2 separate regions of the Homo sapiens genome follow, and region 2 is linked to region 1. The links are chromatin loops, found by intact Hi-C in ENCODE. Cell type or tissue: ovary. All regions are shown on one strand.

What was found. Hi-C counts contacts between places; a loop is a spot of excess contacts. Peaks named below come from ENCODE experiments on the same cell type or tissue, not always from the same donor. Only the 100,000 strongest peaks of a DNase experiment are listed, where the experiment ranks them.
Region 2: a loop joins it to region 1, with 2.5 times the contacts of the local background. A loop is called at or near these places in 11 of 110 quality-filtered maps.

What each region holds. Positions count from the first base shown.
Region 1 is chr4:140,639,742-140,643,741 of GRCh38, forward strand. The region is part of intron 13 of TBC1D9 (TBC1 domain family member 9); the gene reads right to left. It also overlaps the pseudogene TNRC18P1. Among named protein-coding and RNA genes, the nearest start is that of TBC1D9-AS1, 70 kb to the right of the region's middle. RefSeq lists an enhancer at 3,853-4,000. In ovary, a CTCF peak has its summit at 2,355 (motif pointing right); DNase peaks (open chromatin) are centred at 2,350, 2,660 and 3,157; H3K4me3 peaks cover 1,130 bases; H3K27ac peaks cover 2,128 bases.
Region 2 is chr4:140,358,233-140,362,232 of GRCh38, forward strand. All of the region lies in intron 2 of SCOC-AS1 (SCOC antisense RNA 1), which reads right to left. It also overlaps a transcript of SCOC not described here. Among named protein-coding and RNA genes, the nearest start is that of SCOC-AS1, 13 kb to the right of the region's middle. In ovary, CTCF peaks have their summits at 1,793 (motif pointing left) and 2,022 (motif pointing right); a DNase peak (open chromatin) is centred at 1,729.

The sequences.
Region 1 (4,000 bases):
TCTCAACTAGCAGAAAGGTCTAAGGCTAACAATTAGACTAGAAGATTGGAAGAAACCTCCAACCCTGTGTGAGTCTCCCTGCTCCTGACCAGTAGGTTCAAGAGCATTTGTCCATCTGGCCCAGAAATGCATGCTATGTGTCTCCTGATGGCAGACACTGTGAGCTAGCCATCTCTTCAAGCTCCTTCGTACCCCCTAAATGTTTGTTGTCAAAAGCCAAACCAGTCTTTCTATCTGAAGGCAGAGAAAGAATTTGTAAGATTTTATATATCTTAGGGATGCAAAAGAAAGACAAAGAAACCCTGGTTAAAGTATGAAGCTTAACCCATGGAAGCAGTGACTGCAATAGTTAAATATATTTGGAAACCAAAAAAGTATCTGAGACAGGTCTCAATCAGTTTAGAGGTTTATTTTGCCAAGGTTGAGGAAATGCCTGGGAAAGAGATGCAAGTCACAGGAGGCTATGTGGCTTGCACTTTTTCCAGGGAAGGTTTTTAGGACTTCAATATTTAAAGGGGAAAAGGGGCAACAGGGGGAAGAAAGGGGAAAGGGAAAAAAAGAGGGAGGGTATCACATGTTGTGTGAAAAGGTGGGGAAGAGGGAACAGTCAACTCTGCATTTGTCTGGCGCTCAGTAAATCTGCACTTTACATAAGATAAACGTAGAGGAAGATGACAAATATGACCTTATCTTAGGGTGGTGGGGTGGGGGGGGGAGTAGGTGGGGGTGATTTCTAGTCTTCTGTGGTCTTGTACCTGTGAAGAGCTGTTAATTTACATTGTCAGGGTGAGGGAGGCCCCCTTGGGAGACATGAGGCCGTCTATCTTGCAGCTATCTGTCTAGGAACAAAAGGAAAGGCAGCTTTTTGCAAGACTCAATTTCCAAGCGTAACTTTTCCCTTTGGCAAACTGAGTTTGGGGTCCTGAGATTTTGTTTTCCTTTCGCATATTTAAAGGATAAAGAAAAAGCTGACAAACAGCATCGAGTGTTGGTAAAGATATAGTGCAACCAAAACTCTTATATACTGCTGGTTGGAGTATCAGTTGCTACAACCGTTCTGAAAATCTGTCTGGCAGTATCTACTGACTGAACATTCTCATATTCCACTACTAAGTATATAACCCCCCCAAGAAGCATATACATATATGCTATATATATATAGATTTATTTTACTTTACCGAAAGACATATGCTAGAATATTAATAGTGACACTATTAACCAAAAGTCAGTAACCACTCAAATGCTCATGCACAGAATGGATAAAGAAATGGCAATATCATCACATAATCAACTATTTTGCAGCAATAAAAAGAACAATATATTTAAATCTTACAATCATAATACTAAGCAAAAAAAAAAAAAACAAAAAAAAACAGAAGCAAAAGAGCATATTCCGTGAGATTCCATTTGTATCAAGTTCAAAAGAAATCAAAGATCATCTACGCTTTTAGAAGTCTGGAGATTTATTAACCATGGTTGGATGGACAGTGATATGAAAGGGGCACAAGGGGCACTTCCAGGTTGCTAGCACGTTCTATCTTTTGATCTGAGTAAACAGTTACATGAGTGTATTAAAACAGAGGCTTTAAAAAGAGTGCCTTTGTGAGCCTTTGACCTCTTTATCAATACCTACTCCCCAGGAATTTGCAACCATTTTTATCACCTCCACTTTTTGTTTTATTGTTGTTGTTAAAAATGAACTCAGTATGTTTAATAAAGTTTGGTATTATCAAAATCGCAGTACAAACATCAAGTCACACGCCCACATGACAGAATTCCATTTATAAAATGTTTCTCGGGAAGCCCCCACTGGGCCCGTGCCCAAAGAGAGCCTGACCACAGCCTGGGGTCTCTGGGTGGGCAGAAAAGGTGAGTATGGGGGTGGGGAGGAACTCGGGGTAGGGGGAGGAGGGCGGAGAGGAAGGAAAGTGGAGAAAAATGCAGACTCAGAAGCAGTCCATATAACAGCTCAAAAAGAGCTAGCCGGCGATATTATCACAACGATACAGTACAAATCAAAGCAAAAATAAAAATAATTTGGCCGATACAGCAGGCTACACTGCCAAGAACCCAGATGGCGGCCTTCCTGCGGCCATCCGCACGGGCCTCCTCACCCCCCATCTCTCCCGTGCGCCCACTCGCTTCCTTCTCGCTCACTCGCAGGCACTCTCTCGCTAGGAAACACAGAAAGTATTTTGTGTTTGGAGATAGTAACCTTAGTCAAATGAATCTTCCGAAGAGTCGCTGAAGGAGGAATGCACCTTAGCCTCTCGAAGCAGCAAACAAAACCACTGCTTCCTGCTGGTGGCTGGCTTAGGTTTCAGAGTCCGGGAGGGGGCGGAGGAGGGGGTGTGTGCCAGGCCCTCTTGGTCAGCTAGGGGCCGCCAGCTGCCTTGCTGTCCTTTGCCACCATGCCACACAGGAGGGAAGGCATCAGTTTGGAGCTAGCCGGAGGGGCCTTGGGCGGGCCACTCTCCTTCAGGAATTCTTCGTCTTCCTCTGAGTCTGTATTGTAAGAGTAGCTGCTCACTTCGGAGGCAAACGCGGAATGGGCCGACTTGGGCTGGCCTCTGGCCTTGAACCCCACCCCTATCTTCCTGGCTTTGGCGGCCCTTTTGTGTTTACCTTCTCTGGAAGATTTCAGAGACAGGCCGGAGGCCCTTGGCCAGCACCTTCCTGTCCTTGCCCAGCAGGCTGTCATAAGGAGTTAAGTACTTGCTGCAGCCCCTGCCAGTTTTTGATTTCCCCCCAGCACTGTCTGAAAACTTGAAGGGTGACTTCAACTTGTCCTGCTTGGTGAGGGAGAGGGCCTTTGTCGAGCTTGCTTGCCAACTGCTCCTGGTCGCTGTCCATCTTCTTCTTCTTAATCTTCAGCTGACTTATGAACTTAGACGAAGCCTCGTGTTCATCCCAAGTCTGGTTCCTCTCCCTGGCTTTCCCTGTTCCAATAAGGGCATTGTGTTCCTCCTTGGGCCCTTTGTGTCTCTTCCTTATTCCTGCTCCCAGCTCATAGTCATCTGATGTCGGCAGAGATTTGCTGCTCAGCTTTCCGCTACTGTTGCAGTTCTTCCCCCTCTTGCGGGCGGGCGACAGGGCTCTCGGGGGCGTGGGTCTGTTTCCACGGCCTGCGTGCCAAGCTTCCATGGGACTCCTCGTGCCTGTCCTCGGAGTCCCGGCGCCGCTGCAGCTTCACCAGCTCATGCTGCTTCTCCTTGTACTGGTGCTGGACCTCGGCCCGCCACATTCTGAAGTCCAGTTCCAGGACGTCCATGTCCTCCACGGAGGACTTCATGGGGTACATCCGCTCCTCCTTCTTGCGCATCCAGCTGTACTTATTGTGGGCTTCAGCTCCCGTGGGAGCCGCAGGTTCTTGAGCGGGTCCCACCACGGGCCCATCCAGCACCTCCCTCAGCATGTGGCTGCCGGCTGCCAGCAGGCTCTCCAGTGAGGGCCGAGCCACCAGGGCCCGCTCCGCACCTCCCACCTTCTTGCTCCTCCTCTCCAGCTCCAGCTCTGCGATCTCGCTCAGCAGGGTGATGCCGTGCAGAAAGCTCTGCTCCAAGACAAGGCTCTCGGCAGCTTCCTGCTTCTCCAAGGCCTGGACTCCAGTAGCACCTGGGGAGGGCAGAGGCCTGGCCTGGGGCAGCTCCATGGCCACCTCCATGCCAGCCAGTGGGTCTTCCAGGCCGGGCAGGAACTGCTCAGAGCTTGCCTCTTCCAGGTAGCAGGTGCTGCCGGGCACAGGCACGGCCTCCCGGGGCTCCAGTCTCGGGCACTCTCCCTCCCCGGCGGGCACGTCACAGTCTGACATTTCTAGGCTGGGCTGGGGCTCGCTCAGGGCCGCCTGGGCCAGGCCTTCCTCCGGCGCTGCCTCTGCCGCAGGAACCGCCACAGGCACCTCCACTGGCTCCTCCTTGGCCTCCACTAGCGTCTCGGGTGTCAGCTGCACCCCCAGGTCCAATGCGGCCGTGCAGGGTTCTGTCCGGCCCGGGGAATCCAC
Region 2 (4,000 bases), 280 kb before region 1:
CTCAGATAACTTTGAGTTTACGCACTTGTAATTTGCATTACCAGATAGTTACGATCATTGCTGCTAAGTCCATTAACTGTTCACATACAAACATTGCTGCTAAGAGCTAACATTTCCCTTGTTTATTACCCATTTATGGAGTATTTTTCTTAGAAACACTGAGTAATGACTAAGTTTCCAAGCTCTAGAGTTGAAGTCCCTGCAATCAAATCCTTGCTCAGCTAGCTGTGGTAACATTGGGCAAATTATTTAACCTCTCTAAACTTCAGTTTCCTGTTGATAAGGCTACTGTATGGCTGAGTTAGCCTATAGTGCCTGCCAGCCTTCTCAGCCTGGGTTCTGAGAGGGAACTAAGCCTTCCTAAGGTGTTCATTGTATGCATTGAATTAAATTCTTTCATTGCATCTAGAAAGGTACTAGTTATACAACACCCTTGGGAGAATTCAGAAAGTAGTCACTCAAATCCTTTTCTGTGTTTTGTGGTTCATTTGGGGAAACCTGGTTGAGAAAGGCTAGGATTCTGAAATAGAAAATTCCCTTTGGAAAACTGCATAAAATTTACTTAGCCTTCTTAAAATAGAATCACCATTCCATTTTAATCACCATTCTATTAAATGGAATCACCATTTCAAGAAAGAGGAAGAACTTATATTTCTGTCACCTAGAATACCTATTCATTTGGACCAAGAACTCTTTGATTTATGAAAGTTGAACAGATTAAGTGCAATTCCACCAGGATTTAACATGTATATAACATATTTTGCATTTTCATTCAGTGTTTGTTACAGAATGAGAGAAATGTCTTTAAGAAACTATTTGTTCTGTATATTATGGCTGTGTAACAATTTACCCACAAGTTTGTGTTGTAGAGCGACAGCGTTTCATTTTGCTCACTATTTTGTGGCTGAGTGATTCAGGAAGGGCTTAGCTGAGCAGTTCTCCCTTAGGGGTCTCTCCTGCAGCTACAGTCAGATGTGGGTGGGGGCTGCGGTCATCTGAAGTTAGACAGGCTGTGTATCCAAGGTGGCTCACTCACACAGCCACGGTGGAAGCTGGCTGCTGGCTGGGAGCTGAGCTGGAGCTGTCATTTTGAGCACCTACATATGGTCTCTTCAGTATAGTGGTTTGGGGGGAATTGTATTTCTTCTTGGTGGCTAGTTTTCCCTAGAGTAAATGTTCTAAGACCAACAAGGAAGGTTGTGTGTACTTTTTATGATTGATTCTTAGAAGTCACACAGCGTCACTTCCATTACACTCTCTGGGTGGAAGCAGTCCCAAGCCTGTTCAGCTTCAAGGGGAAGGAACGTAGGAGAGGATGTCTGTGAGGGCATGTCAAGGGATTTGTGACCATTTAAAAAATCACCACAGCTGGTCCTCTGGACACAGATTATTTATATCCTTCTAAATTTACATCCTTCCAAATGCAAAATACATTTACTCTCTCAAGACGCCCCAGAAGTCTCATTCAATATGACATCAGACTCAGGCTGGAGACGTGGGATCTAAAGATGCCCATGCAGATATGAGTGAGGCTCCTCAGGGATGGTCCTTCAGATGCTTTGTACTCTCTCTAAAGACCTGTGAATTAAAGGCTCCTCACACACCCAGGATACAATAGTGAGGGATAGGACAGCATACATGCTCTTCCTCCGCATGGAACTCTAAACAAGATCCCATTTTTTCTTTAGTCGCTTGGGTTCTACTACCAGGCAGGCAGTGTGCTAGAGTCAGAAGACTTTTTGTCGCCCCCTTGTGGTGAGGCTTCAGGCAAGCCACTTGACTCCTCTGGGTCTCATTTTCCAGGTATAATGAAATAAGACTGACAGGTCCCTTGAGAACTATTTCAGCTCAACAGTTCTGTGATTTCGTGAAATGCCAAAATTGTGCTACTTGGATATGAACAGACACAAATCATTGTGCATAATTAAGAACATTCCACAAGTAGAGAATGTTACTAAAGGATAAAATTAAAGTATGAATTAATAAAGAAGTAAATTTTGTGGGAAATAGAAGCTGATTTTGAACCAATTTTGCCACTAGAGGTCACCAGCATACCATCTCAAAGAGAATAAATAGGCTTTTGTCACTAATAGTTCCCTGTGTAGAACCCCTAAGTGGCATTCACGGTGTCTTTTCATTTACTTGGAATATCTCCTGACAGTTGTCAGAGACATATGTTATGATGAGGTGATGTCAGTGTCCCTCTAGGTGATGTTCCCAGTGTACCTAACGTTCTGTAAGCGTGAAGAGCCACCACCGGAACAGTAAGGAAAATGACTTTCTAGGATTTTCTGCTTTCTCACTGGGATGCGATGAGGGGCAGAGAGATAACTTGATAGGAAGTAATATAAGCTCTGAGGCGAAAAGGCAATGTGGAAATCCAGTGTCATCCTCAAATGCAGCACAGACATGTCAGCTTTTTTATGACACAGAGAAAGTACGGACTGGGAACAGAGCACTCGTTTATTCAGCCAATGTCTGTGGACCTGCCTTCAGGCACTGTGCTTGGCAGGGGCTATATCAATGGAGAAGATGCAGTTACTACCCTCAAGGGATTTAAGAAATGAAGTACAGGAGGTTTCTATTCAGATTCAATATTTTAATAAAAAATGTTTTTATTAATGGCCATTGACTTCTACTGATGCTTCCTGAATCTCCAGCTCGTGTGGTTCTCTTCCTTTTTGAACTTTAGATATCCATCCAGCACCTTCTGCGACATTTTGTAGTATTTCCCTTAAGATACTGTATAAAGAAGGAGGAAGAAAAATAGGAATTTGACACAGAACTAAAGATTATTCCATTTAGAGGTTTTTGGGAGAAGCAGGCTGGGATGGGCCCTGAGTTTCGCTACATATTTTTGCTGGTATGCCAAGAGTACTGACACCATGCCAGGCAACTTCTCTCAGATTTTCTTATTTTATCTTGCTGACAGACCTGTAGGGACAGGCACTGTAATCACCATTTCTGTCAATGGTCCCTTGCAGCACGGCAGTGGGTTTTTTTTTTTTTTTCTGGAAAGTGATGCTAAGAGTACACTTTAGGACTTTTATATCAAAGCTAGAACTGACTGTCACGTGACAATGTTAAAATGCTGACTTCAGTTGCGGCCAATGGTGCTTGTTAGGAAAAACTCTATTAAACTGTATTTTAGGCCAGCGCAGTGGCTCACACTTGTGATCTCAACATTTTGGAAGGCCAGGGTGGGAGGATCACTTGAGCCCAGGAGTTTGAGACCAGCCTGGGCAATATAATGAGACCTCATCTCTACAAGAAATAAGATTAGCGAGGCATGGTTCTGTGCCTGTAGTCCCAGCTATTTGAGAGGCTGAGGCAAGAGAATCACTTGAGCCCAGGAAGTTGAGGCTGCAGTGAGCCATGACTGTGCCACTGCACTCCAGCCTTGGTGACAAAGTGAGATCCTCTCTCTAAATAAATAAAATAATGTATTTTAACGTAAAACTCTTTGGGTGGGACAAACAATGCTCCAAGTAAAATTAATACCTTGAAACGTAAAGAGTCATGGAGATCTCCTGTGAAGAAACTTCTGTGAGTGACAAGAATGGATTCAGAATACCTCTGAGGACTACATCTATTTTCTCCCAAAATGAAAGCTACAAGATACTTTCTTGTAATGCGCTTCATGTAGTACAAAAAGAAAATCTACAAACTCTAGAACTCATAATTCTATAATAAAGAATGAGTTGCAAGGAATTCTGGGCTCTTTCAATAACTTGAGGAGCTATTTCTTCTAAGGCTGAAGGGGACTTGAACTTGATTTAAATTGGTTGTCATCAGCCTTTAGAGCAGACACTGAGAGTGATTCTGAGCACGACACAGACACAGCCCCTATCCCTTAGTAGCAAGGCTTTCTTTAGTTTTCTGCCTTCACTGAAGAAGGAAAGAGAGAGCCTGGCCATATCTTTGCTTCACACTGGGCATGATTTGCTTCACTGCGATGAGTGTTACTAACTATCCTGGTAATTACTAATTTTAAGCAATT